Linked DNA regions of Homo sapiens: region 2 is linked to region 1. Evidence: chromatin loops called from intact Hi-C (ENCODE). Cell type or tissue: GM12878. All regions are shown on one strand. Each heading gives the region's core, and the rest is flanking DNA. Links, peaks and the distances in the headings are about the cores only. Region 1 has its middle 44 kb from the start of OTOL1. Region 2 overlaps LINC02067 (long intergenic non-protein coding RNA 2067).

What was found. A loop is a pair of places that touch in the nucleus more often than their neighbours do. Peaks named below come from ENCODE experiments on the same cell type or tissue, not always from the same donor. Only the 100,000 strongest peaks of a DNase experiment are listed, where the experiment ranks them.
Region 2: it touches region 1 in a loop (2.6-fold over the local background); 3 of 110 quality-filtered maps call a loop at or near these places.

The regions. Positions count from the first base shown.
Region 1 is chr3:161,531,638-161,549,224 of GRCh38, forward strand. No RefSeq gene overlaps it. Among named protein-coding and RNA genes, the nearest start is that of OTOL1, 44 kb to the left of the region's middle. In GM12878, for the core only: no CTCF peak of the experiment used is centred there; a DNase peak (open chromatin) is centred at 9,138.
Region 2 is chr3:161,447,885-161,462,417 of GRCh38, forward strand. LINC02067 (long intergenic non-protein coding RNA 2067) reads left to right here. Exons shown (of 4, transcript NR_102265.2): 4 at 1-358. Among named protein-coding and RNA genes, the nearest start is that of LINC02067, 29 kb to the left of the region's middle. In GM12878, for the core only: no CTCF peak of the experiment used is centred there; no DNase peak of the experiment used is centred there.

The DNA of each region.
Region 1 (17,587 bases), core at 4,367-12,366:
GCTGGAGCCTAAAAAGATGGCCTTGTATTCTTCACACAAAAAAGGAGTCATTGTCACATCTCCCTACCCACTTTGACACCAGTCTTGTCACTCAGTCCCTTCACTCCAGTTCATATTTACCTTTCCTTTTTTTTTTTTTTTGCATACCGCCAACCTACAAACATGCATTTGAGAGGTCATTTTAAAGGAAAGCAAAAACCAAACAAATAAGAATAACCAATGGCCTTTGCACCCTTCCAAGCCTTTCCCTATATACATGTGTATTGTTTACAACTTGTACTCATAGAATAAAATGATTCTGTATCCTGCTTTTTTTCACTGACTGTAATGCCTGGTACATTGTGAGTACTCAGTGAATATTAAATAGATGAATGCATATGTTAAAAAATTTATTTATTTTTTTACATTGTATCAGCTATCTATAGCCACAAAGGACTGTGCAGCAAAAAACCACAAAACCTCTGTGACATGCAACAGTAAACCTTACAAGTCCATAGAGTTAGCTACTCTCAAGTGGGCTCAACTGGTCTCCTCTGGGCTTTCTCTGGTGTTAGCCTTGGGCCATCTAGGCAGGTCTGTTGATCTTGCCTGGGCTGCTTCATGCATCTGGGGATTGCCTGGTAGTCGAGTGTTTAGAATGGCCTCAGCTCAGACAACTGGGAAGACTTGACTCCACTCCACTCCCCATGTCTCAGCTCCAGCAGGCTAGCCTTGAATTATTCTCGTGGAGTGGCCAAAATGTCAATGTGAGGAAAAGTACTATTGGAAAATACTTTTCAGGACTTCTTGTGTGATGCTAACTGACATCTCATTGTCCAAGATGAGGCGGATGTCTGAACGCAGAATCAAGGGGCAGGGAAATAGATTTGCCTCTTTGTTGAGAGTAACTGCAAAGTCTTATGGCAAAGAAAGTGAATACAGTAAAGGATTAAAAAAATGGGGGTCATGAATACAATCAAGTTACTATACATATGATCTTCAGATTGATCATTTAAATCTGATTTGTGTCCATTATTATTTCCTTTTTTAAATATATTTTTTAGACAGTCTTACTCTGTCACCCAGCCTGGAGTACAATGGTGTGATCTCTGCTCACTGCAACTTCTGCCTCCTGGGTTCAAGCGATTCTCCCTGCCTCAGCCTCCCGAGTAGCTGGGATTACAGGCTCCCGCCACCACGCCTGGCTAATTTTTGTATTTTTATTAGAGATGAGGTTTCACATGTTAGCCAGGCTAGTCTCAAACTCCTGACCTCAGGTGATCTGCCCACCTCGGCTTCCCAAAGTGCTTGGATTACAGGCGTGAGCCACTGTGCCCGGCCATTTTTTTTTTTTGAGACAGAGTCCTGCTCTGTCACCGAGGATGGAGTGCGGTGGCGCAACCTCAGCTCACTGCAACCTCTGCCTCCTGCCTTCTGGGTTCGAGTGTTTCTCATGCCTCAGCCTCTTGAGTAGCTGGGATTATAGGCACATGCCACCACCTGTGGCTAATTTTTAATAGAGACGGGGTTTTGCCATGTTGGCCAGGCTGGTCTTAAACTCCTGGCCTCAAACTATCCACCCACCTTGGCTTCCCAAAGTGCTGGGATTACAGACGTGAGCCTACACACTCCGCTAGATTTGTGTCTATTATTATTTCCTAAACATTTCCCAATTAGTAGGGTTGCTTTACTTTTTTCATTTTGATAAAACATTTCTACTATAAATAGTCCTAAGTACATCACTTTTTTTCTCTTATTCTTTCTTGTTTCAGTAAGTGGCTGAAACCTGCCAGAGATTGTTTTTCACACATAGCAAGTTTGGAGGTTATGTGGTGGCCATTGGCATTGATTTAGTGATTTGCTGATTTCAAGGCCAATATCTCTACAATATTTTTGGGCTTTCTCTTATGTTCAGGAGATGAATGCTATAGCTACAACTACCATTTTTTTCCATTCAAAGCAGGGAAAAGGAAGCATAAAAAGTAAACCTAGCAGACTTACCCTTTCATTTCTTGACTGGAACTATGACATATGACCACACCTCACCAGAAGATAGCACTGGAGGAAGGATTGGGCTGGGGGATGAGCCAGTGACCTCACATGTCTGCCACATGTAAGATGTAGTCCCAAGAGTGAGCTGATCAGGTCCAGGTACATGTTGTTTTTCAAAAGGATTTTTTCCAGTTCATAATGCCATTAGCAATAGCCCTTTATCACACTTTACCATACCTTCAACAACATTCTTTGAATACTAATGAGGCTGAACATTAACCATATGCTCCTTAATAATTTTTCCTGAAATATTTCCATTTATATTCTTCTTTTTCTTTTTAAGTTATGTTCTTCTACACTTAGAAAAAAAAAGCTCTTTAAAAAAATATTAACTCTCTTTGTCACATCTATTGCCTGTTTCAATTTTTCCTTTTAGTTTTGGAAGTTCTCATTTTAGAGATATTTAAAATTTTGTATACAATCATTCCACAGAGAGTTGGTTTCTAGAGGACTGCTGCTAGTCCATAAGACATCTTAGTATGAAACAGAAAAAGCCATCTCTTCCACGAGACATTTTATTTCCATATGTTAGAAAATTGTCAAATCATTATGATTTTGTTAGAGCAAGCCACTTGACTACCATCTTTTAGAAATATTTCTTAATAAATATACAACTCTACAATTCCTGTATATGGATGGTACCTCTGTAGATGTGTCCTCTGAGGTTATGTGTGTAAACTTCCTTCGCAGAGCATACACACCTAGTTTCTAAAAAGTCAGAGAAGATTCATGCGAATGACTAAGTTGCACAAAAAGATTATTAAGAATTGGACTCTGTGGGAGACTAAAAATAAGACATAATTGGCTTTGGAATCAATTAAAGTCATTAAAAAGGTGTCTGTTCAAAGATTTCCTACTTTGAATTAACTAAAGATAAATTTAAGAGTATATTGCAGTTACTGACAGTAATAATAGCATATGAGGTTATCAAACTGAGTTTAAAAGGGAAAAAGTAATGTATGCCATTGATTTCTATGTTTTAATATAAAAGCTTTCTTCAGGTTAAGGTAAACTTTAACATTGCATTTATAAACTGTATATTTCAGTATGCACTCTGAAGGTGTAAAAAACTGTATACTAAGCTTTTATTGTGATTGTTCATTAATAAGTTACATAATTTTGGGAAATCGCTTAATTTCTATGAGCCTCTGTTTCTTCATCTGTAAAACAGAGATAATAATGTTGGGATTGTGTAGCTTATAAGGGTGTTATAACAATTATTTTTAAGGCATTTAATGAAGTCAAAAGGGCCTAAGTCATTTAAATAGGCTCCAAATGGAAAGTATAATTCTTACAATACATTTAACTTTATAAGGTGTTACATTTGCTTACTTGATTTTAAATGATTGAAGAAGAAAGAAGAAATATTTTGGCTGAAGTTAAAAAGCAAGAATGTAAAGTGAATTATAGATCCTCTGTAGCTGATACATTGAAAGATCAGTCTGGCATGATGACATGATTTGGTGAAGCAAGCTTGATATAAAAGAGAAAAGCTTCTTCTCTAATAGTAACTGTAAACCGAGTCTTTCAAAAATTATTTAATTTGGCACTAAAGTAAAGGACACAATATCTACAGCCTATTTTTCCTCTTGTTTAGACCTCGAGTTTTTCTCTGTCTGTCTTTAGCTATCTCAGACATCGCTCATTGATTGATAGATATGAATATTTAAAAAAAGATATGATTGAGGCAGTTTGAATCTTCAGTGTAAATAGTTTTGTCTGGGTCTATATAGAAAATATCCTTTAAAAACACTTAGTAGCTAAATCAAAAAATATGTATATATATAGAAATTTATTTACCTAAACTTGTTGGCTAGTGAAGGATTTTAATTCCACTGTAATTTTCTCAGGGGCAACTTCTATGTTTGTCAGTTACTTAAAAGGACAAAAAATACATTTTAGAAACATTTTAAAATTTGATTTTAGCAGAAATCATTTTAATAACTCTCTATTCTGTGATGAGCTGGAATTACAGTACAGCTTGAGGTATTTTTCTTTTCCATGCTTTCTCAGCCGTAAAAATGGGTCCAGGTTCTCCCAGCGTTCCGTGCTTCACAGAGGGAGGAGACTAACATAATCAGGAATGGTGAAAAGTTGGTGGATGCCGTCACTGGAAGAAAAAAGATTAGGCTACAACTGGAGATCCATAAGTAGCTTACAGAATCTTGCTTTTAAAGGCTATTATCATTATAAATGTATCAGTTACTTTCAGTTGATATACACTTAGAAGTTTTACTATAATTTTTGTTGGAGCAATAATAGTCACCACTGTAGAGATAAACTCTAAGCTGACAAATGATCTGCTTAAAACAAGAGGATCTGATTTATATCTAGTTCCAAACCACAGTGTGATAATATTTTAGCTTTAGGAGTAGTATCGTTACAGTTTTATTGGTATGGTGTATTGTTTATAATCTTAGCTACCATTTCCCCTTTCTCTCTATGCCTAACTATTCATCAACTTTTATATGTATAGTTAAAGAGAGTAGAAGTCAACTTTCATGAAATTAAACTTAAATCCCTTAAATTTGTTACCTATACCCTTGCCCATGGCAAGACTTCAATATAGTCAACTCAATATTAGGTAAACAGGACACTACATTAGAAAATTGAATTTTGTTATGAATGAGCCAGGGATACTAAAAAATCCCCTGGTTTTTATTTTAGATGGGTTGGGATTTAAAAGAAAATTACTAAGTTTTACTGCGTCTTTGGAGTACTATTCTGACATTTCTAGTGATCTCCATAAACTTTCATTGCCCTGTAACAGTTTATTAAGCTACAGTCTTCATAAATATGCAAACTAGCTTAATAAGATTGTCTGCCATGATTGCTCATCAATTTGGTATTGAAAGGGCACCAACATAGTCGATAAAAATGTCTGGTGGTGGAATGGTCTGTGACATGCCTAATCTCATTGCATAGTTCCTTTAAGGGGGCTATAAACAGTTAATATAATAGAATCTCATTATTTGTATGAGTGGAATGACTATTATGTTCATTAGGCTTGATAACTTTTGTGTAGCTACATTTCGGAAACCTATAAACAGTCGTTATGAATGTAAATTTTCCTCCTGATAATTTTATTTCACTACACATGTATTTATTGTTTGGAAAATGAATTGTTGGCAAATTAAATGGACAAAAAATTGGTTTTAAGATGGATCAAGAAAAATACATGTTTATTGAGGAGACTGTAGAATGAAGAATTTATTCTGAGTAGTCTACTTTCCCATAGGGAGCAAGTTTATATTAACAATTTAGAAACAAAGGTGTTTCATTAGTTTTTAAAAACTTTAATTTGAAATAATTATGGATTCAAAGAAATGTACAAAGAAGTACTGTCAACATTCCACAAAACCACAGGGCAATATCAACATTAAGAACAGAACATTGGCACAATCCAGAGTTTATTCAGAATTCACCAGTTATACATGCATCATTGCTGGGTATGTGTGTGTAGCTCTATGCAATTTTGTCACACGTGTAGCTTTGTGTAACCATCACCACAATCAAGATACTCAACTGAGCCATCACTACACGACTCCCTTGTGTCCCCTCTTTATGGCCATACCCATCTCCCTTCCTATTCCTAACTACTGGCAACCACTAATCCATTATCTATTTCTATAATTATGTTATTTCATGATTGTTATAGAGATGGAATCTTGCAATAAGAGTCATTTCAGATTTGCTTTCTTCATGCAGAATAATTTTTTTATTTTACTTTAAGTTCTGGGATTCATGTGCAGGACATGCAGGTTTGTTGCATAGTTATACATGTGCCATGGTGGTTTGCTGCATTTACCAACACCTCATCTAGGTTTTAAGACCCACATGCGTTAGGTATTTGTCCTAATGCTATCCCTTCCCTTGCCCCCTACCCTCCAACAGGCCTCAGTGTGTGATGTTCCCCTCCCTGTGTCCACGTGTAATGCAGAATAATTTGTTAAGGTTAGTTCAAGTTGTCTTATGTATTAACAGTTCTTTGCCCTTTATGGCTGAATAGTATTCCATGGTATAAGTGTACCTTTGTTGACTCATTCACCCTTTGAAGGACATTTGTGTGCTTTCCAGTTTGGGGCTAATATGAATGAATCTGCTATGAACATTTGTGTATAAGCATCTCTGTGAAAATAAGTATTTCTCTGGGATAAATGCTCAAGAGTGTAATTGCTGGGTCATCTAATTAATCCATTTGTAGTTTTGAAAGCAACTGTGAAACCATGCAGAGTGGTTGTAAAATCTTACTTCCTACCAGCAATGCATAAGTGATCCAGTTTCAATGCATTTTTGCCAGCATTTGGTGTTATTACCATTTTTAATTTCAGTTATTCTAATAGATGTGCAATAGTATCTTACTGTGGTTTTAATTTGTATTTCTCTACTGGTTAATATTGTAGAATGCATTAGGATTTTTTTTTTTAGACCTCACTTTTCTTTAAAAATTTTAATTTTTTTTCTTTTTTTTTTTTTTTTTTACGCTGAGTCTCGCTCTGTCGCCCAGCTGGAGTGCAGTGGCACGATCTCGGCTCACTGCAACCACCACCTCCCTAGTTCAAGCAATTCCCCTGCCTCAGCCTCCTGAGTAGTTGGGATTACAGGCACAGGCCACCACGCCTGGCTATTTTTTTTTTTTTTTGTATTTTTAGTAGAGACTGGGTTTCATCATGTTGGCCAGACTGGTCTCGAACTCTTGACCTCAAGCAATCCACCCACCTCAGCCTCCCAAAGTACTGAGATTACAGGCATAAGCCACCACACCTTGCCAAAAATTTTAAGTATTATATTCAAGGGATTTCCAGAGAAATAGAACCAATAGAATGTCATATTACATATACGCTCTCTGTCTCTCTCTGGCTGTCTCTCTCTCTCTCTCTCTCTCTCTCTCTCTCTCTCTCTCACACACACACACACACACACACACACACACACACACAGAGAGAGAGAGAGAGAGAGAGAGAGAAAGAGAGATCCTTATTTTAAGGATCTGGCTTATGCAAATGTGGGAGAGGGCAAACTGTGGGCTGGAGAGTGAGGTAAGAGTTGATGTTGCAGTCTTAACTCTAAGCCCTGAAAACTTAGGCAAAATCTCTTTGTGCAGTCTGAACACAGAATTTCTTCTTCAGGAACTCTGTGTTTGCTTTTATGGCCTTCAACTGATTTGATGAGGCCCACTCACATTATGAAGGGTGATCTGCTTTACTTAAAGTCAACTGATTTTAACTGTTTATTAAATCTAAACAAATATCTTTACAATAATATCAAGACTAATTTTTGACCAAACACTGATCACTGTTGTTTAGCCATCTTGACAGATAAAATTAACCATCACAGATACTTCTCATCAAATATGTGTGTTATTTCTTTTAAAATTATTTAATTTAATTTATTTCAAAAACTGGTGATAAAATACACATAACAAAATTTATGATTTTAATCTTTTTTAAGTGTACAGTTCAGTAGCATTAAGTACATTCACATTATTGTGCAACCATAGCCATCATCCATCTTTAGACTTTTACATCTTGTGAAACTGAAACTCTGTATCCACTAAATAATAATTTCTCATTTCCCCCTCCCAACAGACTCTGGCAACCACCATTCTACTCTGTCTCCATGAATATCACTTCTCTAGGTACTTATCATTTTATGACTAGCTTATTTCACTTAGGATAATGTCTAGGTTGGCCCACACTATAGCGTGTCTCAGAATTTCCTTCTGTTTTAAGGCTAAATGATATTCCATTATGTGTATATACCACATTTTGCCTATCCATTCATCTGCCGATGGACACTGGGTTGCTTTTACCTTGTGACTATTGTGAATGATGTTGTTGTGAACATGTGTGTATGAATATCTGTTTGAGTCCGTGCTTTTAATTCTCCATGTATATACCCAGAAGTGGCATCACTAGATTATACAGTAGTTCTATATGTAATTTCTGAGGAACCATCATACTGTTTTCTACAATGGCTGTGCCATTTTACATTCCCACCACTGGTTCACAAGGGTTCCAATTTCTCCACATCCTTACCTACTCTTGTTATTTTTTCTTAAGAAATTTTACTTGAATTTGGTCATATAATAGAAGCATCTGGATTCATTAGCTAATTTGTTTGATAAATAGCACTTCTTGAAAAGTATATATAAAGATTGAATTTCAGTTTTGGCTCTGCAGTATACAGCTGGGCTACTCTGGCCAAGTCACTTCATGGTTTTCTTAGTTATAAAACAGGAACAGTAATGTCTACATTGGGAAGGTTAAATGAGTTTTAAGTTGTAAGTTAGCATATAGATGCAAGGCACACTATTATTATTATTGTTATTATCATGTTCCCTGAAACACTCTTAGTTTAGTGCTTTGTCTTAATTTTTAGAAAGGATAATACACAGCCTCTAACTATAATCTTTAATCTTTTATTTAATTTTCCCATCCAATGTTTAATTACCTGCATAATTTAGGAATTTTTCCTTTGATAATTTTATTAAATAATATGTAGTGATTCATAAATTTGTAAACACCTTTTACCAAACTTCATTTTATTTTTGCCTTACAACAATTGCAGGAGTTATATCCATTACTCTCTCAGCATATAAATGAAGAAACCAACATTCAGATAAGAGAGCGTCTTGCGTGTATATGGGGATGGAGCCAGGCAGGGGCAGCCCTGGGCTGAGACAGCTCCTCTAACCCCTCAGCCTCAGCACATGCGGTTCCATATGTGCCATTTTCCAAAGATGTAACTTTATCTCCTTGATCTTATTAAGTTTAGATTTTGGTTTTACTTATACGAATTGTCAGAAAAATTCCTAATGGAGGCTACCCTTATAGGACACCCTATTTTACTTAACTAACTACTTTTCATAGAATTTTTGCCATACCATAAAATAGCTAATGTTAAATTATTTATTGTTGTCAGTACACATCTCAGGAATCCACAAATTTTACTTTTAATGGCCACTGAATGTATAATTTTATAACATATACACTTACATATCTTGTTCATAAAAATGTAGGGGGCAAAATCAATGTGTTTTAAAGGTCTGGCTTTTGATATAAAATGAAAGCAAAAGCAGAACCAACCACCTCCACTGAAACAACCACTAGGATCACCACCACCACCCACAGCAGCTGCCAACTTTTTAGAATGTATGTGTGTGTCTGGGGGTGGTACAAGGGGAGTTGTTAAGTAGGCAAGAAAGTGCAATTTTACAGCCATTTTGAAAAGTCTAAGTTTGGTAGAAGTTCTTTCTATGACATTTTCTTGGGGCTAAAATCTGACACTTCATCGTTCTTGATTTGCAGGAGCCCTCAGGCCTCTTGCTTTCACATGTCTTTTACTTCACAGGATTAGCACCAACTCCCTTAACCTAACTTCCCATAAAGAAAAGTTTTCTTTTTCTTGGTGAGAGTGTGGTGCTGTAGGTAACTCCTGGGAATGTGATCTAGCTGTCAAAAGCACAAAAAGTCAGCTAGATACATTGGGAAACCAAAAGTCTATTTGGTTTTAGTAGAAGATTATAAGAGAAATCCTGGGTACTGTTTGTTGACTATGCCGTAAAATTGCGTTCAATGGCTCTCTTCTTACCTTTAACCCACTTGCTTCTCCATCTCTGTTCTCCTTAGTTTGTGGGGCACAGGTGCATGTGGTAGTAATGCAGTCAGTTGGTAGTGACAGATTTATCACTGAAGGAAGAAGCTTCTTCATTCTTTACATGGCCATGACAGTGACTATGACAAGTTATTTGTCTTAACAACGCAGGCTGCTCTTCCCCAGTAGAAAATGAGAATATAAAGAATTAGCACAAGTCAAGCACATCTAAAGGGAAAAGTAACAAAAATGACTATGTTAGGTGGATCAGTTTCTTACTAAAAACAACACAACATTATGAGTACAACTTTTCTAATCACACGTTCTCATTCCTTTTGTGTTTTCTTTTTCTTTTATTTCTAACCTTTCATGGTGACCTTTTCTCTCTGTAAGTTTCTTCTGAAAAGAATAGGAAAATTTTGTGATTATATTTATTCATTGAAAGAGAAAAATAAATGAAAAAGCAATTGGGCATCTTTGACATATATTGGTGAAAACTTTTACTTAATACCATAAGAATAATTTTGGTCCACTTATTGATAACATGTATTGTGTTGTCAACTTAGTTTTCCATCAACTTTCGTTCTACTGGTGGTTATGAATTATAAGCAGTGATGTAGATTATTTTAAAATAACTTGATTGTCTTAGTTCATGCTACTGTAACAAAAATTCCACAGAGTTGCTTAAGCAATAAATATTTAATTTTTACTCTTCTGGAATTTGGGGAGTCCCATCAAGGTGCCAACATTTTCAGTGGTGGGGACCCCCTTCCTGGTTCATAGACTGCTGTATTTTGAATATAACCTAACATAATGAAAGGGGCGAAAATGCTTTCTTGGGCCTTTTTTTTAAGAAGGGCACTAATCTCATTCATGAAGCCTCCACTCTCATCACCTCATTATCTCCCGAAGGTCCCCATCTCCTAATTCCATCATATTGGGGGTTAGGATTTCAACAAACACATTTTGGAGGAACATAGTCTGTAACACTGATATTTAGTACCATCAATGACTGTTGGGAGGTGACTATAATCTGGTGGTTTATAAAGTCCAATTTTTCTTCTAACACAGAGGAAAAGCAGTTGATGAATGATCTCTTCAGCTGAAGACAGGAGGGTCTTAATAAAATATTTCATTAGTACTTTTTAAAGCTGCTGTAAGAATGTGACTGCTAGATTTTTACAGACAAAAATGGAAGAACTGAAGTAGAAGTCAGGGTAGCTAGGCACAGTTCCTATTTAACTACATGAGTGTCCTTGGGTAATCATTCAGACTTTGTCTCTCGTTTTCATCTATAAAATGAGGCTAAAAATTCTTGCTCCACCAGTGTCTTAAGATTTTGTTTTACAAAAGAATCATAAGAAAAAGCTGCACTCAAGAATCACCGCTAAAGAACTTATTCAGGTAGCCAAACACTACCTGTTCCCCCAAAACTTATTGAAATAAAAAAATTAAAAGCTACAGAAATCAATTTGAATATTAATTATAAAGTATCTTACTTGTATAAAATATAGTATAATAATATTATTGAGAGGAAACTCAGTGAATCTACCTTTACTGTTACCAATGCTTAATAAGCTCAAGTGGCAGATTTATATTGCACATTAGAAGTTTATTTTGGGAAATATTCATTTCTTTAATAATGCTCAGAAAAAACAATAAGATATATTCTGGAAATGAGTATGTTTGTAGTGGAAAAAGATTTATTAAACAGAAAGTCTGTTTTACTTCAAAAATTAATGAAAATACTCCTTTTAGAAGTTATTTGTGAAAATATGAAAGGCAAGATTTCTCTATTTTCTTTCTTTTATAAATGTTACTTTATTACAAATCCCATTAAAACAATAAGAATTCTGAGGCAAAACTTGCCCGCAGAACCCTAATTAATATTTTTATGTTCAAGTTGTTTTACTAATCATTAGTGATATCCATTTAAAACCTTTACATAGCATAGTAATAATACATATGTACACATATATTTACATACATCTTTGTAGTGCATATTTTTACTTAATATTACACTGTCTTTTCTATTTTATTATTTTTACAACTTTTTCTTCTCTTCTTCAAGGTAACTAGTATAAACAGCCTGGTACATATCACTTTATCTCTTCTCCATCATGAACCTCTGGAAATCACCAGATACTGATTTTATTCATGCTTTTAAAATACCTTCATGATATTCTGTAATAGGGAATGTATTCTATCACTTCCCTAGTGTTCATATTCAGTGTTTCTCTCCTGTATGCTTTATATGTTTAGTGACCTACTATGTGTCAGGTACTATTTTAGGTTTTAGGAAACTTCTGGGGATGAAACAAAATCCTAGCCCTCACGGGGTTTATGCTGTAGCCAGAGGAGACAGCCAGCAAACAGTAAACACAACCAAAAAATGGGATTATAGAATGTGTTTGAAAGTAAGCACTACGAAAAAAAAAAAAATGAAATGGGGAACGGAATTTGGGACTCTCAGAAGTTGGAGTGAAGTTGAGTTGCAATTTTAATTTGAGTGGTTACGACAGGCCTCATTGATTAGGAGGAATTTGAGTAAAGATTTGAGGAAGATGAAGGAAATAGCTGGGAAGAGCATTTCAGGCAGAGGGAACAGCCAAAGCAAAAGCTGTAAGGTGGAAGTGTGCATGGGGTATTTAGGGGCATCCAGGAGGCCAGTGTGGCTGGTGCACACTGCATAATGAGTAAAGTCAGAGAAGTAATAATACCAGTTCACACAGGGATGCTAGGCCATTCAGGGTCTTTAGCCATTTAGAGTGAAACACGATTTTCTGGGTTTTGAACAGAAGAATAAAATTATTTTTTCATTCAAAACTGTTTTGGAGAATTAGTTATAAAGAGTTTTTTTCTATTTAATTGCTGCAGAATATTTCATAATACAATATATCACATTTGATTCATAGCCCTAATGAATATTTACACTTTTTAATTTTTGGCCACCACAGATCTTGCTAATAAAATAATGGTACATATCTCCTTATATATGTGTCAAAGTTCCTCTAGGATGTAGTCTCAAAAGTACAAATGCTGGGTCATTTTGTGTCTGTTTTAAGGATCACTTTTCTAAACTTTTAAAATATATATATATATGTATATATATTTTTAAGAGACAGCATCCCACTATGTTGCCTAGGCTGTCCTTGAACTCTTGGGCTCAAGCAATTCTCTCACCTCAAGTAGCTGGAATTGTAGGCATGTGTCAATGCACTCGGGTTAAAGTTCTTTTTATTATTATTATTATTATTATACTTTAAGTTTTAGGGTACATGTGCACAACGTGCAGGTTCGTTACATATGTATACATGTGCCATCTTGGTGTGCTGCACCCATTATCTCGTCATTTACATTAGATATATCTCCTAATGCTATCCCTCCCCCCTCCCCCCACCCCACAACAGCTCCCCGTGTGTGATGTTCCCCTTCCTGTGTCCATGTGTTCTCATTGTTCAATTCCCACCTATGAGTGAGAACATGCAGTGTTTAGTTTTTTGTACTTGTGATAGTTTGCTGAGAATGATGGTTTCCAGCTTCATCCATGTCCCTAACAAAGGACATGAACTCATCATTTTTATGGCTGCATAGTATTCCATGGTGTATATGTGCCACATTTTCTTAATCCAGTCTATCATTGTTGGACATTTGGGTTGGTTCCAAGTCTTTGCTATTGTAAATAGTGCCACAGTAAACATACGTGTGCATGTGTCTTTATAGCAGCGTGATTTATAATCCTTTGGGTATATACCCAGTAATGGGATGACTGGGTCAAATGGTATTTCTAGTTCTAGATCTCTGAGGAATCACCACACTGACTTCCACAATGGTTGAACTAGTTTACAGTCCCACCAACAGTGTAAAATTGTTCCTATTTCTCCACATCCTGTCCAGCACCTGTTGTTTCCTGACTTTTTAATGATTGCCATTCTAACTGGAGTGAGATGGTATCTCATTGTGGTTTTGATTTGCATTTCTCTGATGGCCAGTGATGGTGAGCATTTTTTCATGTGTATTTTGGCTGCATAAATGTGTTCTTTTGAGAAGTGTCTGTTCATATCTTTCGCCCACTTTTTGATGGGGTTGTTTGTTTTTTTCTTGTAAATTTGTTTGAGTTCATTGTAGATTCTGGATATTAGCCCTTTGTCAGATGAGTAGGTTGCAAAAAAATTTTCTCCCATTCTGTAGGTTGCCTGTTCACTCTGATGGTGGTTTCTTTTGCTTATTAAGATATTTCTCCTTTTTTCCCTAACACATTTAGAGTTTTGTTTTCTCATTCCAGTATTCAATATCTTCAGAATTTAAGTGATGGTATATGGTGGGGATCTAACTTTAATATCTTTGTAATGGAAAGCTGAATGCCCCAATACACTTTTTGAATAGTAAATGTGTGTGTGTGTATGTGGGCGTGGGTATATAAATATAGTAGGGAGAATAAAGGCCTCACAAAGATATTCATATCCTAATCCTTGGAACCTTTAAACCTTATTTTATTTTATATGGCAAAATGAACTTTGCAGACATGACTAAGTTAAGGCCTTGAGATGGAGAGACTATTCAGTAGGCTCAGGGTAATCACAGGGGTTCTCATAAGAGGAATGTAGGAGGTAGCTGTCAAGACAGAAGCAGAGGTCATATTGACAGAAGGAACTGGTCATGAGCCAGGGAATGCAGGTAGTCTCCAGAACTGGAAAAGGTAAAGAAACACACTCTGGAAATTGGAAGGGAACCTCCAGAAGGAATGCAGTTTTTGCTGACATCTTGATTTTAGGACTTCTGACCTCCAGAATTGTATTTGTCTTGTTCTAATAAATTTGTATTGTTCTAAGCAACTAAATTTTTGGTAATTTGTGACAGCAATACAAAACTAATCCTCTATCTCTTTATCTATCGATCTACCTACTCATTGGTGCTATTATTTTTATAGAGGTGAATTTTCCAGAGCAAAGGAAGTGTATGTTTATAATGTTAATTAACATTTCCAAATCACTTTCCAAAATTGATATCGCAATTCATACTTCCACTAAAATGTCATACACAGGCATTAGATATTAATATTTTCTTAATTTTTTCTGGTGTGACAGACGAAAAATAGTACCTCAACTTAGTTTTAATTTGCATGTCCTTGATGGCTAGTGAAATTGCACATCTTTTCCAGTGTTTAAAGGTCATGTGAATTTCCTCTATTTAACTATGCCTAATGTTCGCCCAATTGTATTTTTTTTACTAAGTTATCCTTTTCTTATAAATTGGTAGAAATTCCTTGAACCTCATAGATAACCCTCAATGTATTATATGGGTTGCAAGTATTTTTTCTGAATATTTCTCCTAATACTATTTCTAATGTTTTTTTCTAGAAATTATTTTAATTTTTATATAATCAAAAACATTTTTTTCTTTATGATTTTTGGTCTTCTGTTCTGTTTCTACTTTGACATAGAAGAAACCCATTTATCTTTTTCTTTTTTTCCCAGAGAGGATCTCACTCTATTGCCCAGGTTAGTGCAGTGGCATGATCCTAACTCACTGGAACCTCTAACTCTTGGGCTGAAGTGATGCTCCTGTCTCCGTCTCTGAAATAGCTAGGATTATAGGCTCTCACCACAATGCTTGGCAAAGTTTTAATTTTTTTGTAGAAATGGGGTCTCACTACGATGTCCAAGCTGGTTGCAAACTCCTGGTCTCAAGTGATCCTCCTGCCTCAGCCTTCCAAAGCACTGGAATTATAGGCATGAGCCACCACATATGACCTTATTTATAATAAGAATCATTTTTAGTTATAAAAAAGTAGGGGCAACATTGCTAATAGAGAAGTCTTTTGTTAATATAAACAGTAAAGCTTCTTTCATTCTTTTCAGTCTCTCTCAATGTTCTATTCAGGTTTTATAGTTGTGGGAGAGCATATCTGATTTTACATGATTGTTCCCCCAAGTGTCTGAGATCAATGTTAAAGTATTCTGAGAAACTTAAGACTATTGCTATTTTTCTTCACATACAAATAGAATCATCCATTTTTAGTGGCTTTATTCATCAAACTAGTCAGATGATAGCCAGATTAGCTAGGAACACACAACATAAGTTGATCAGTTTGGTCTGACTATTGGTATAACTTTTTCACTAAACTAACTTGGTTTCCTTGCTTTGACACAACTAGTCAAATCATTTGGAGCAATGAAATTGACCTGCTTTGAGTAAACTTTGGTTTTACTGGATCTGTTGGGATACTTGGCTATGAAGCGTGGAAGAATCTGAATAACTCTTTAATGCAAACTTTGGTTGGTGTCTTTCTAAAGATAGTATTATATCTAGGATTGGATAAAGCCTATGTTAAGAAAAAAAATGTCTCTTGAACAAACAGTGGTCTAGAAACAAACTTAAACCATGCTAAGTTGTGTGTTAACCACCAAATCTTTATGACATAAATTTTCCAATTCACGGTGCTTTGATTTGGATTTAGATTCTGATTCAAATTACAGATAATACTGGATTACATCTGTTCCTTGTAGTTGTGGGAAATTCACTTAACCGTTTTTTTTTTTTACCTCGGTTTCTTCAGCTTAAAAAAAACGCTATTACTTGATCTGCCTACCCCGTCTTACAGGGTTGGTATAAAGATACAATGGAAAATGAATACAAGATTTCTTTATAAAAAGTATTTACAAGAATCTTATGTGAGTTTTCTGAATTAATTATTTAACTGCTTTTTCTGCATAAAAATTTAAAATATGTTGGTTTTAGTTTCTCCTGCATTCCTCCCAAATTAGAATTCATTTTTAATATTTGTATGGAAAATAATTATTTTGGGTTAGCAGGATTTAGCATTTTCAAAAGACTAAGAAAAATACATCAGAAGGTAGAGTGGTAGTTTATGTGCTGTCCCTAGAGAAATAGCTTTAGGATTCTGTTTTGGGATCAACAGCTCTACTGTATACAAAAGTGATAAATAATAAAAATTTAAATAATAGCTGGCACTCACTGATCATTTACCATGAGCTAATTACTATCTAAATCACTTGCTATAAAACAACCCATTAAATCTTGCAAAAGCTCTATGGAGTAGACACTGTTATTATCCTCATTTTACAGTTGGGAAGCCTGAAGCACAGAGAGGTTAAGTAATGTCCCGAAGATCACACAACTCTACAGTGGTAGAGCTAAGATTTGTAGGCAGGAAGTCTGGCTCTAGGCTTTGTGCTCTTAACCACTGTACTATACTTTGTTTTGTTAATTTATTTTCCCGTCTCCTTGACAACGTTACTGGATCTGTTTCAATTTCTTTACCATTAGCAAAGAAACTTTTTGGTCAGCATTTTCAGGCAGTTTTCCTATTCAGCCATGGAAAGTCATTTGAAGTTCTTTCTGTGGCAATAGATGTGAAGATTCAGCTGGATTTTGCCTTGCATAAGCTACGTGTGTAATTAAGGAATTTTTCAGATATAAGGGTTCTATAAGTAAGTAGAAGTCAGATTGCCATGGCCAGTACTTCAATGAAAAGACAATTAACTCCATTATAACTAGTTTTGCTGCTTTTATTTGGCTAAAAGAACGAGAGATATTAAAATAACTTTAACTGATTTTGTTTCTGGTCAAGAACTAACAGTGGTAACGCTTTGAGCCATTATTAGAGCACACTTTAATATTCTATTAAATATACTCTTTTTGTTGTTTGTTTTTTAAACAGAATCTCATTCTGTTGCCCAGGCTGGAGTGCAATGGCGTGATCTTGGCTCACTGCAACCTCTGCTTCCTAGGTTCAAGTGATTCTCTTGCCTCAGCCTCCCAAGTAGCTGGCATTACGGGTGTGTACCACCATGCCCAGTTAATTATTTTTATTTTTATTTTTGTATTTTTAGTAGAGACAGGGTTTCACCATGTTGGCCAGGCTGGTCTCAAACTCCTGACCTCCAGTGATCCACCCGTCTTGGCCTCCCAAAGTGCTGGAATTACAGGCAGGAGC
Region 2 (14,533 bases), core at 105-8,104, 88 kb before region 1:
TAATACAGTGACAAATAAAATATTACCAAAATGTTCTTCAATAGGGACAGATTAAGTAAATGATGATACATTCACACAATGGAGTAATATTAGTTTTAATAGGAATAAAGAATATCTGTGTGAGGTGTTTTTATATGCTAACTTTTGTATAAGAAAGACTATGAATACATACACACCAATGCTTATATTTTCAATATGAAATAGTAGGATGATAAATCAAATTAAATAAAAAATGGTTACTTAGAAGAGGAGTCAAGGACCAAAGAGAAGAAAACAGGATTGACAAGAGAATTTTGTAAATATACCTTGTTATGTTTTTGACTTCGGTACTATGTAAAATGTTTACATAATGAAAGCTAAAATTAAATAATAAAAAGAAATCCCTAAACATTAAAAATGGAAATAAACAAACCTAGCTGCATATCAATTTGGTAGCAAAATTACACAGATAAATTTATTATTTAAAGTGACTTTAAAGCACAGTATTTTGACTATTTCTGCTTAGTGGGATGTATCTAAGGACAGATTTATGTATATGGCCTAGGCAACCACTAATTGACTTCAAGTAGGACAAACACAAAGAAGTCCACAATCAGGTGCATTATAGAAAATGCTGAAAAACAGACAGAGAGAAAATCTTGAAAGGAGTGAGAAACAAATTGAGTAATTTCTTCATATACGCACAAGCCCCAATAAAATTAATAAATGATTTCTCATCAGAAACAATGGAAGCCAGAGATAGTGGGATGACATATTCAAAGAGCTGGAAGAAAAAAATTGTCAACTAAGAATCTTTTATTCTGCAAAAAAGATGAAATAAAGACATTCCCAGAGCAACAGAAAATGAGACAATTAGTGGCTAGGAAACCCACCTTACCTGAAATACTAAAGGAAGTTTTTCACACTGAAAGCAAGTGAGTCCAGATCTTCATTCAAATGCACCCCCTAAAACAAAGAGTACTGGTAAAGGTAATTGTGTAATATAAAATAAGTATAAATAAAATATTTCTTTTTATTTCTTTTCTTAGGTACAGTTTAACAGCAATTGTATAAAACAATATGCATATACAGTTGAACTTTGAACAACATGGGTTTAAATTGTGTGGGTCCCCTTATATGTAGATATCTTTCAATAAATATATTGGAAAATTTTTTGGAGATTTGTGACAATTTGAAAAAAAACTCATTGATGAGCTGCTTAGCCTAGAAATATAAAACAATTAAGAAAAAGTTAGGTATGGCATGAATGCATAAAATATATGTGGAGACTATTTTATCATTTACTACCATAAAATGTATAAAAATCTATTATAAAAAGTTAAAATTGATTAAAATTTATGCACACAAACACTTACAGGCCATACATGGTGCCATTAGCAGTCAAGAGAAATGTAAACAAATAAAAATATGCAGTGTTAAGTCATAGTTGCATAAAATTAACTGTGATCATACTGTGCTACTGTAATAATTTTGGAGCCACCTCCTGTTGCTATTGTGGTGAGCTCAAGTGTTGTGTATATCTCCTTAAAATACCATATGATGCTAATCAACTCCACGTGAACAGGTCACCTCTCTGATAAACTTCTGATTGCAGTGCAAAGTGATCTCTCATGGTTATTTTATATTTTTCATCATGTTTAGTGCAATACCATATACCTTGAATAGCACCACGAGACCTATATGAAGTGCCACTAGTGAAGCTGTATGTGCTCCTGAGAAGCAGAGAAAAATCATGACATTACAAGAAAAAGTTGAATTGCTTGATAGTACTATTGATTGAAGTCTGCAGCTGCTTTTACTCACCATTTCAGACAGGTGATTCATCTTGTAAACAGGCAACACAAATTATGGTATCAATAAATACAGTACAGTACTGTACATGTATTTTCTCTTCCTTATGATTTTCTTAGTGACATTTTATTTTCTCTAGATTACGTTGGCATTGGAGCCAACTAGAAGGGAGTTCCCTCGTGGATGGGACAATGTGAGCATCAAAAGGAATGACTGCATCAAACTGAAACACAACACATATATAAAAATCAGTGAGTTTGTAATGATACCAAATCAAAACTAACAAAATATCTCACTATTCACCACTGGAGGTTGCCAGAGCACCAATTATTTCTCTGAAAAACTGAGCAAGAAAAATAATCAAGCTTATCTGCCTTACCTGTATGAATAGTATATGTATGTAATCAAAAAGCTTGTGAGTGAAAATCATTCTTTATAGAAGAATTATAGCTAATAGATACAGATAGAATAGCAGTATTAGAAATTTACTTATTTGCAAGTCCTAATGAAATAATGCTTCCAGGCAACATTCATGTATAAATGACAAAAGCATGAGGTAAAATGTGGATGGAATAATTTTATAATGGAGAAGTCAGGCTGATGCAACCTAAACCCTCTGACTTCATATTTGAAAAAATAGCTTTATTGAGAAATAATTCACATACAATAAAATTCACCCCTTAAAGTATACAATGCAGTGGTTTTTAGTGTGGCCACGAGCTGTGCAACCATCACCTCTCTGTCAAAAGACAAAATTACAACAAATTTAGTTGAAAGATATTAATTAATTGGCTTTTATTTGCAATTTTAGAATAAAACAACACCTCATTCTGATGAGCTGAGTAGAGAAAGTTGGCTTCATAGACAGAAAGGGCTGAAGAAAGTAAGACCAGGGATCTAAAGACGGATTGGTCATTTCAAAGTCACTTTCCCTGTAAAGGTTAAAGCAGAGAGGACTTTCTTACCATCCCAGCTGAAAGTGGCCTGTGTGGGGATTTGACTGTTATCCCTGTCTTCTGATTTCTTGAAGGTCAGATGAACAACTTAGCTTCAGCACAGATGAAACTTCAATACAAGTGATTCCATTTTGGTTAGGTCTGTTGGGCCTAGTGCAGGAGCTCAGTCCAAACCAATGGTCCTGTATAAATTTTATTTAACAACTACTTAATTTCAAAACATTTTTCATCACTCCAAAAAGAAGCTCCATAGTTATTAGCAGTAATTCACCATTCCTCCCTCCTACCAGTTTTTGGCAACCACTAATCTACTTTTTCTCTCTGTGGATTTGTTTATTCTGAAAATCCATATAAACAGAATCTTGAAATATGTCTTCTTTTACTTACTATAATGTTTTTATGTTTGTCCATATTGTAGCATGTATCTGTACTTCATTCCTTTTAATGGTTAAATAGCATCCCATTGTATGGATGTAACACATTTTGTTTATCCATTCATTAGCTGATGGACATTTGGGTTGCTTCAATTTTTGGCTCTTGTGAAAAATACTTCTAAGAGCATTTATGTACATTTTTTTTTTGTGTGGACATGTGTTTTCTGTTCTCTTGGTTCTATACCTAGGGGTGGAATTACTGGGTCATATGATAGCTTATGTTTAACTTTAAAATGTGGTTTCATCTTAGTATTACTAAAAGTGGTATTAACCCTAAAAAGGAGGCAAATAAGCACATAGTCAGAAATGGGGGTTGTAACCCAGGTAGCAGTCAGAGACTGCAGCACCAGTGAGAGTCAACAGGGCTTTTAGATTACCTAAACTGTGTGTCAGATTATTTCACCAGTTGATTAAACAAAGAAGTCTTTTATCATTAGTGGAATAGTGCATTTGCATTAGTTAGTCAAGGAAAGCTATAAACAGTATGTCCTTAAAGACTGAGGATCAATTTCATTGTGTTGTGTATTGTTGAGAGCATAGATGTTTATGAAGGAAATGTTTTTACAGTTTCTTTGTCCATTTCAAAGTTCATCAGCAATTCAGTGTGGAGTCAGTAGCCCAAGATGGAATCACTGGTGTCAAGCCTGGACCACTGCTAAGCTCACAGTGGGAAAATCCAGTATTGTGCGCATCAGAATGAGATGCAAAAAATTACACAGCATACATACAAATTATTCCAGCCTAAACAATTGAACTGAATATAATAAAGCATCTCGATCAGGAATCTGCAAGCTTTAGGTTTTGTAAACCATACCATCTCTGTTGCATCTTCTCAACTCAGGTAGTGTAGCACGAAACAAGTTATAGACAATATGTAAATAAATGGCATGGTTGGCTTTGCCCCAGTAAAACTTTATTTACAAAGCCCACAGAAGGTCAGATTTGGCCCACGGACCATGGTGTGCCAACAGATTTGAGATCTCACAACGATTTGCAGGAAACTGGTGACTTGGTTCCTCCAAAAAAAAGGTCAACGGCATGAAAAAGGCTTACATTCCACTTCTTAAATACTGGCTTACAATGTATTTTTCAGTAGTCTTATTGTGCTGCCCCTTCTCCTGGTGATAAAGGGTTCCTCTATCTGTACCAATTATAGTTCTCCATCCCGGTTGCTACAGCAATCACTCACAGATGTGAACATTTGCTCTAAGGTAGACCAGTCAATTTTTCCCCTAGCACTCTTTTTTTTTTTTTTTTTTTTTTTCAAGTGAAGTGCTCTGGTTGTGAGAGCATGTGAGAGTATACAAGGCCCAAGATGACTCTTATCAGAGTTTCAGGTTTGAGTGGCCGCTGATCTTGAGAAAATGAAGCTAACCTGAAAAGAGAAGGAGAGAGGTGTATGTGTTTTTGTGTATGTGTATGTGTTTGTGTGTGTGTGTGTGTGTGGGAGAGAGAGTGAGAGAGAGAGAGAGAGAGACAGAGAGACAGAGAGACAGAGAAAGAGACAGACAGAGGCAGAGAAAGGCAGAGACAGAGAGACAGAGAGAGAGAGAGAATGACAAGGGGGGAGACATGTTATTTGCAACTAAAGAGTTCTATTTAATTTTTCACTCCTAAATAATTCTGAGAAGATTAAACATAATATGTGTAAAATTCCTGGCATCATTGTGTATTAAATCACAAATTGCTTACTCTATCTCTATTGTTTATGTGCCTGGTTTTACAAGTAGACTGCCAGCTCCACGTAGGCGGGAAACGCATTCTACCCTTCCTTGCTTTCCACAGTATTTAATGTAAGCTAAATTAAATTCTGTGAAAAAGATACTCTGTATTAACATATAAGAATATGAAGTTGTATTATTTGATTAGCAGCAGAATGACCTGTAATATCTTCTAATGAAAGTAGACTTGTTTTCTGTAAATTTATCACAAGTTAGAAGTGACATTTTAATTGAAGAGTCTTTTCAGAAGTATTATTATTGTTATTTATTATTATTTCTTTTTGAGATAGAGTCTTGCTCTGTTGCCCAGGCTGGAGTACAGTGGTGCAATCTCGGCTCACTGCAACCTCCGCCTCCCGGTTCAAGCAATTCTCCTGCCTCAGCCTCCCCAGTAGCTGGGACTACAGCCATGTGCCAACATACCTGGCTAATTTTTTGTGTTTTTAGTAGAGACGGGGTTTCACTGTGTTAGCCAGGATGGTCTTGATCTCTTGACTTTGTGATCCACCCATCTTGGCCTCCCAAAGTGCTGGGATTACAGGTGTGAGCCACCGTACCCGGCCCAGAAGTATTATTATTACTTTTACATTTAGTAGAAGAAATATCATTAAATTTTAAAGAAAGTTTTCCTTGGAAGTTCATGGATGAAATGTTATTGTGCATGTAATTTAGGCTCTAATGTTGACTATTTAAGGCATATTTTTAGCTTAATTGCTGGAAAGCAATATCACAAGCTGAAATCATTTTATAATGCAGGAAGACTTAAAATTATAGTGAACATGTCATTTGGAATAATTGGCATTCTAAACAAAGTCTGAAAGAAGTCATTACAGGTATTTAAAGCAATTAGCTGATGGTTTTTAAAAGACCCATACAAGTTGAATTTATTTACTTTATACATTTAATGGCTTTAAATATATAATACTAAAATTTCTGTTCTAGTTTTTAAATAAGTAACTGAAATTCTTCTATTTTTTCTAAAAATCAAATTGCCTAGAACACTAAAATATCTATTGGTGTTCTAAATATAATGCTTACTTAGTTACCAAATTTGATGCCAGACCCACATTAAAAAGTTTTAAAGCAAATATTAATATATTCTAGTTATAATATCTAGGTGAGGTGTATCCTATAGCTTTTTCTTTATAGTTAATGCTAATTTTTAAAAACTCTTTAAAATTTTATTGTGCATAAGTTTACATTTTTAAAACATTATTTTTATTTTTAATTTACATACAATTGTACATATTTATGGGGGATGGTGTGATGTTTTGATTCATGTAAACAATGCGTAGTGATCAAATCAGGGTAATTAGTATACCTGTCACCACAAATATTTATTTTTTTGTGGTGGAAACATTCAAAATCCCCTCTTCTAGCTATTTGGAGATACACAATACCTTGTCGTTGACTATAGTCACCCTACTGTGCAATAGACTACTGTGCAATAGAACACCAGAACTTATTCTTCCTTTCTAATTGGAACTTTGTGCAAATTGACCAACCTTTTCCTATCTCCCCTGCTCTCCTACCTGCTAATGCTAATTTTCTCATTCTCAGGAAACATTATAATTAAATAAAAATTTGTCACCTCAATAGATATTTCCTTATTTATACTTACACATAAAATTAATTTTAAAAAATGTCCTAAGGATATATTTTCTTTTTTTGCTTCACGTACTTATGAGCATAATTTGATTTACAAAAGTTATGGGAAGACAAACTATTATGCTTTTGCTTGAGTTTAAATCTATATTTACTTTTATGTAAATAAATACAAAAAATTATATTCTTGACTTTCATTTCTGTCTATGATGGATTAATAGAGAGAATAATTATAATAAAAAAATTAAATAACCAAACAAAATATATAAAGCCATAGTTTTTAGACATTGGAGAACAGGAAGTACAGGAAAGTGATTTCTGAGTAAACAGAACAAATAGGGTAAGCTGTATGATTGCATTAGATTACAGGATAAAGAGAGTTTCCAGGCTTCAGCACAGGGAAAGGGAGCTCAAACAGAGCCTGGAGTCTCTCTTAACTAAGGAGACGGAATGCAGAGTTCACAAAGGCCAATGCATTTATAATGGAAAGGACAGAATACAGAAGAGAGAGCTGCCCATAAAGGAATTCTGAAGATCTGGCTCTCAAATAGCACATGGAGCTCACACAATGCCAGGAATAGTTTGTGTTTCAAAAATGTTTGCTGAGCCCCACGCTATACTAATTGCTGAGCTCTACCCTAGACTAAAAGCTGTTCTAAACCTGCCTAATAAAGCTGAAAAGCAAATTTCAAAAGTATAAAACTATTTCCAAGCAAATTAACCACTTTTTAGAACAAAGCCTAAAAACATTTAAAGGAAAAGAGTCTAGTGTACATTTCCAAGAAACTAAACTGCATCCCTGAACAATGTCCAAAAATACTTAAAAAAATACAAAGCGTCCAGTATCTAACAATGTGAAAATCACACTGTCTGGCATCTAATAAAAAATTACCAAGGCATCCAAAGAGGCAGTAAAATATGACTTAAAATGAGGGAAAAAGTTAACTACTAGAAAGAGAAATGACATTGATGACATAATTAGTAGAAAAGGACGTTAAATCAGTTATAATAATATACTTCTGTGTTGAAGAAGGTAGAAGCATAGTGAAGAGAGAAATAGAAGAAACAAATAAAACCTAAACTGACTTTCTAGAAATGAAAAAAAACAGAATGTATGAAATAAAAAGTACACTGAATGGGATTAACAAGAAATTAGGCACTACAGAAGGAAATGTAGTGACCTTGAAGACATAGTAACCAAAACTATCCTAATTGAAACACTGAGAGATAGAAGACTGAAGAAGATGAGCACAGCACTAGTAAACTGTGCTTCAGTTTCACTTGTCAATGAAGTCATACATGTGTCATAAGAATTACAGAGAGAGAGGAGAGAGATGAGAAGGGGGCAGAAAAAATATTTTATGAAATAATGGCTGAAATATTACCAAATTTGATAAAACCATGAGTCCCATAGATTTTAGATCAACAGAATTCAATCAGAAAACACATGAAACACACACACACACACACACACACACACACACACACACACTCATAAACCAGATAATTGAATTGCTTAAAACCAGGAATAAAGAGAAAATAATTACATAAGTCAAAGAAAAAAAAAGAGACATATTACATACAGAGAAACGAAGAATGACAAAGAAAGAATATAGCCAGAAAATAATGGAGCAACAAATTTAAAGTATTGAAAGAAAAAAACCTCCATCATTGTAGAAATCTGTGCTTAGCTAAAATATGTTTAAAAGATGAAGGTGAAATAAAGGGTTTGTCAGACATTAACAAGCTGACAGAATTTATCACCAGCAGAGCAGCACTACAGGAAATGTCATAGTAATCCTTGAAGGAAAAAGAAAATGATGACAGATAAAAATTTATTTCTACTCAAACGAATGACAAGAACTAGAAGAATAAATATTTGGATAAATATAAAAGAGTTTTCTTTCTTATTTCAAAAATCTCTTTAAAGAATACTTGTTTTAAGCAAAAATGGCAACAATGTATGGTTTATAACACATGTAGAAGAAAACTGTATGACAATAGCAGTACAAAGTCCAGGATTGGGAGAAATGAAAATAAGAGTGTTATATAGAGTTCTTATGCTATGTATAAAGTAGTATAGTATTAATTTAAGGTAGAGTACAATAGCTTAAATGTATATATTATAATCCTAGAGCAAGGGCCAGCAAATCTTATAAATATTGAAAAGAATATATTATGAATACATAATGAACAATTTTATGCTAATCAATTCAACAGCTTAGATGAACAGAAAATCCTTTAATAGATAAAAACTTCTAAAGCTCAAGAATAGATTACTTGAGTAGCCCAGATCACATGGTGAATTCTACCACATAATTGGGAAAGAAATCATAACAATTCTATGCAATTTTTTTTTCCAGAAAATAGGAGAGGACACTCATTTTATGAGACCAGCATAATCCTAATGCCATTAAATCAAAAACATTGTAAGAAAGCTAGAGATCAATATTCCTCATGGACATAAATGCAAGAATTAATTTAAAAACTAGTAATTTGAATTGAGCAATGTTATAAAAGGATAATACATTATGTCCAAGTGGTGCTTATCCCAGGAATGCAAGGTTGGTTTCACAGTCAATGTAATTTACAATATTAACAGACAAAAAGAAAAAAAGTATGAACGTCTTAAAAAGATGTGGAAAAACATTTGACAAAAATCAACATTCTTTTCAAATAAAAATTATTAAAATCTAGGAATATAAGAGAATTTTCTCAACTTGATAAAAGGCATCTATTAAAAACTTCCAGCTAACATTGTACTTGATAAAAGGCTGAATGATTTCCTCTCAATATTGGTAACATGGCAAAAGTGTCTACTCTCACTACTTCTCCTTAACGTTGTAGTAGAGGTCATAGTCAGTGAAATAGGCAAGGAAGAGAAATAGAAGTCATACAGATTGGAAAGGAAGAAATAAGACCATCTTTATACATAGACAGCATGATAATTTATGTAGAAAATCCTGAGGAATCTGTAAAAGGTTACTAGAAGTAATATGTAAAGTTGGCAAAGTGTTAGGATACTAGGTAAACAAAATCGGTTGACTTATTTCACTTAGCATAATTTCCTAAGGCTCATCCATGTTGCATATTGCAGGATTTCCTTCTCTTTTAAGGCTGAATGGCATTACTGTGTATATATATATATATATATATATATATATATATATATATATATATATGTTATGTTTTAAAAATCCATTCAACTGTTGGTGGATATTTAGGTTGTTTCTTCATATTGGCTTTGTGAATAGTCCTGCAATGAATATGAGAATACTAATATCTCTCTGAGATCTTGATTTCAATTCTTTTGGGTAAATACCAAGAAATGAGATAGCTGGATATTATGGTAGCTCTATTTTTAAGGCTTAAAGAAGCCTTCATACTGTTTTCCCTAATGGCTGCACCAGTTTTCATTTCCACCTACAGTGCACCAGTTTCTCCACATCCTTGCCAACAATTGCTGTCTTTTGTTTCTTGATAGTAGTCATCCTAAAAAGTGTGAGATGATATCTCATAATAGTTTTGATTTGGATTTAGCTTTTGTTGAGTACCTTTTCACGTAGCTGTTGGCTATTTGTATGCCTTCTTTGGAGAAATGTCTCTTCAAGTCCTTAGCTCATTTATTTAATTGGGCCATTAGTTTATTTTTTGCTATTGAGTTGTAGGAGGTCCTTATATGTTTTAGAAATGAAACCCTTATTATACATATTGTTTGTAAATAATTTCTCACATCTGTTGGCTTCCTTTTTGCTCTCTGTTTTAAAATTTTTATTTAATTATTTATTTTGAGACTGAGTTATGAGACTTGCTAAGTTTTGCATTTTTAACAGCGATGAGGTTTCACCATGTTTCCAAGGCTGGTCTTGAACTCCTGGGGTCAAGGCATCTACCCACCTTGGCCTCCCAAATTGCTGAGATTACAGGCATGAGCCATCACCCCCAGCCCCTTTTTGCTCTTTTGATTGTTTCTTTTGCTGTGCAGAAGCTTTTTAGTTTGATGTAGTTTGTTTATTTTTGCTTTTGGTGTAATATTCGTAAAATAATTGACAGACCAATGTCATGTGAAATAAATCAGTCACAGAAGGACAAGTTGTTCATGATTTCACTTGTATGAACTATCTAAAATAGTCAAATTCATAGAAGTAAGGAATAAAATGGTGATTGCCAGGGCTTAGAGGAAGGGAGAAATGGTGAGTCATTAATCAATAGGCCCAAAATTTTGGTGACACAAGATGAATGAGTTCTAAAGATCTGATGGGCAACATTATGCATATAGATAATAATATTGTATGGTGCACTTAAAAATCTATTAAGAGGGTAGATCTCATGTTAAGTGTTCTTACCATAGAAAATTATAAAAGCATGTCTGGGAAACACTAAAAAAAACTTCAACCCAAACCAAATGAAACAAAAATCCAAAAAAAAAATGACAGATGGCCAGTGGGTGAATAAAAACCCCAGCATCCTAACCCATCAGGTGGAATAATTCTGAAGTGTGTTCCACACTGTCCCTGAGTTCTCAGATGGTATTGAGACGTTTTTGTCCATAGGAATAATCTCCCTGATAACTCACCATATATATGTTTCCTTCCCTGCCCTGTCTCACTTCCCACTCCTCCTTTGGTCCTATTGAGCACAATAAACTATTTGTACTTGTTGGGGCTCAGGACATACCACCCCAAAATATGAATGTGAGTAACCAGAACATGCCACCCCAAAATACACATCTTTAGCATATTTCGCACAGGTTATTTTGAGAAACTGCAGATACAGGAGTAACTCCTAAAAGCTTCCCTTTTATAAAGAAAATTTGCAACTATAAAGTAAATCTGCATTAGTAAAGATATCTGCATTAGTAAAGATATCTGCATCAGGAAGAGGGCTGCTCCAAGACAACTTTTCTTATCTGAGAGACTTTTTATCTGTATAATAAGACAGATTTTATTCACTATACATTTTCTCCCCTCAGCTTCCCATAACTTGTTTCTACCATTCTCCATAGACCCCAAGCCTTTATTCTTTGCTGAAATTCAGGATGCTATATAAGCTTTAATTATCTGAGCTTCTTTGGGTTTCATATTTTGTGGGATTTCCATGTGTATGCATGTAATTAAAATGGTTTTTCTCCTATCAACCTGTCTTATGTTGATTTATCTTTATTGTATTTATTTTTAAAAATTTATTTTCAATTATCATGTAATAATTGTACATATTTATGGGATACAGAGTAATATTTTGTTACATGTATACAATGTGATTATAATCAGAGTAATTACCATATACATCACCTCAAAGTTTTATTATTTCTTTCTATTGGGACCATTGAAAATCCTCTCTTCTGGCTATTGGAGAATATATAATCAGTTATTATTAACTGTAGTCACCCTACAGTGCTATAGAACACTATAACTTATTCCTCCTATTTAGCCATAACTTTATATCCATTAATCAGACTCTCCTTGTTCTCCCTTCCCCTCTACCCTTCATATTCTCTAATAACCACAATTCTCTTTTCTAATTCAGAACTCAACTTTTTTAGCTCCCACATATGAATGAGACTTGGGGGAATGTTGAGGAGAAATAATTGCATTTTGCAATGTGAGAAGGACATGAAATTTGGGAGGGACCAGGGGAAGAATAATATGGTTTGGATTTGTGTCCCTGCCCAAATATCATGTCAAATTGTAATCTCCAATGTTGGAGGAGGGGTCTGGTGGAAGGTAATTAGGTCATGGATGTAAACTTCTCCCTTGCTATTCTCATAATAGTGAGTTCTCATGAGATCTGGTTGTTTAAAAGTGTGTAACACCTCTCCCTTCTCTCTTTTCCTCCTGCTCCAGTTATGTAAAATGTGCCTCCTTCCTTTTTGCCTTCTGCCATGATTCTAAGTTTCCTAAGGCCTTCCTAGCCATGCTTCCTGTACAGTCTGTGAAACCATGAGTCAATTAGCCTCTTTTTGTATTGTAATGGAATTGTATTCTTAATTTCTTTTTCAGGTAGTTTGTTATTGGTGTATAAAAACAGTAGAAATTTTTGTATGTTGATTTTTTATCCTTCAACTTTGCTGAATTCATTTATTCATTCTAAGCATTTTTTCCTGATGAGGGCTTTAGGCCTTTTTATGTATGAGATTATGTCATCCACAAAGAGAGACAATTTGACTTCCTTTTTTTGCAATTTAGATGTTATTTCTTTTCTTTTGTCTTGTTGAATTGGCTAGAACTTTCAGTACTATGTTGAATAAGATTGGTGAAAGTGGACATCCTTGTCTTTTTCCATTCCAGTTTCATTCAGTATGATGTTAGCTTTGAGTTTGTCATATATAACCTTTATAGTGTTGAGGTATGTTCCTTCTATAACTACTCTGTTTAGAATTTTTATTATGAAGGGATGTTGAATTTTATAAAATGATTTTTTTCTGCATCTATTGAGATGATCACATTTTTTTTGTTCTTCATTTTGTTGATATGATAGATTGCATTTATTGATTTGTATATGTTAAGTCATCTTTGTATCCCTGGGATAAACCCCATTTGACCATGATGTATTATCTTTCTGTTGTGCTGCTAGAGTCAGTTTGCTAACATTTTTTTTGAGAATTTTTGAGTCTGTTTTCATTAGGGCTATTGGTCTGCAGTTTTCTTTTTTGTGTGTCCTTGTCTGTTTTTGGTATTAGGATAATGCTGGCCTCATAGAATGAGTTAGAAAGAATTCCCCCTTCAACTTTTTGGAATAGTTTGAGAGGAATTTGTTTTAGTTCTTTCAAAGTTTGGTAGAATCAGTAGTAAATTTATTTGGTTGTGGGCTTTTTTTGTTTTTTAAATTGGGAGACTTTTTATCACTAATTTAATCTTGTTACTCATTATTAGTAAACTCAGATTTTCTGTATCTTCCTGGTTCAATCTTTGTAGGTTATATATGTCCAGAAATTTATCTATTTCCCCTATGTTTTTCAACTTGTTGACAGTTTTTTCATAAACATTTCTAATTATCCTTCTTATTTCTGTGGTATAAGTTGTTCTTTCCTCGTCTTTTTAATTTTTGATTTTATCTATTTGGGTCTTCTCTCTTATTTTCTTAGTTAGTGTAGCTAGTTATTTGTCAATTTTGTTTATTTTCACAAAAAACAATTTTTTCATTGATGTTTTGTATTTTTTAGTTTCAATTTAAAAATTCTGCTCTAATTTTTATTTCTTTTTTTTCTACTAATTTTGGATTTGGTTTGTTCTTGTTTTCTGGTTCTCTGAGCTACATGATTAGGTTGTTTTTTTGAAATCTATCTACTTCTTTAATATAGGCGTTTATTGCTATAAACTTCTCTCTTGGCACTGCTTTTGCTGTATCCCATAGGTTTTGGCATGTTGTGTTTTAATTTTCATTTGTTTCAAGAAATTCTTAAATTCCCTTCTTATTCATCAACTTAGTAGTCATTCAGGAGTCTGTTTTTAAATGTATATGTATTTATATGTTTCCAAAGTTTCTCTTTTTATTAATTTCTAGAATTTTTCCATTTTGGTCTGAGAAAATAATTGCTATGATTTTGATTAAAATTTTTTTTGAGACTCATTTTTAGCTCTAATGTATGGCCTTTCCAATATCCCATGTGCTGATTAGAAGAATGTGTATTCTGCAGCTGTTTGATGAAATGTCCTGTAAATGTCTATTAGATCATAATGGAGTATAGTGCAGTTTAAATTGATGTCTCTATGTTGATTTTTTGTCTATATGACTTGTTCACTGCTGGGAGTAGGATGTTGAAGTTCCCAAATTTTATTTTATTAGGCCTTATCACTCTCTCTAGCTCTGATAATATTTGCTTTGCATATCTGGCTGCTCTGGTGTTGAGTGCATATATCTTTATAATTATATCCTCTTGCTGAATTGATTTTTAAATCATTATATAATAATATTTTTGTCATTTTTTGTGTTTTTTAAATTAAATCATTTTATGATAATATTTTTGCCACTTTTTGTCTTTTTTAAATTTATTTTTTAAAGTTTTTATTTTTATGAAAAATAGAGA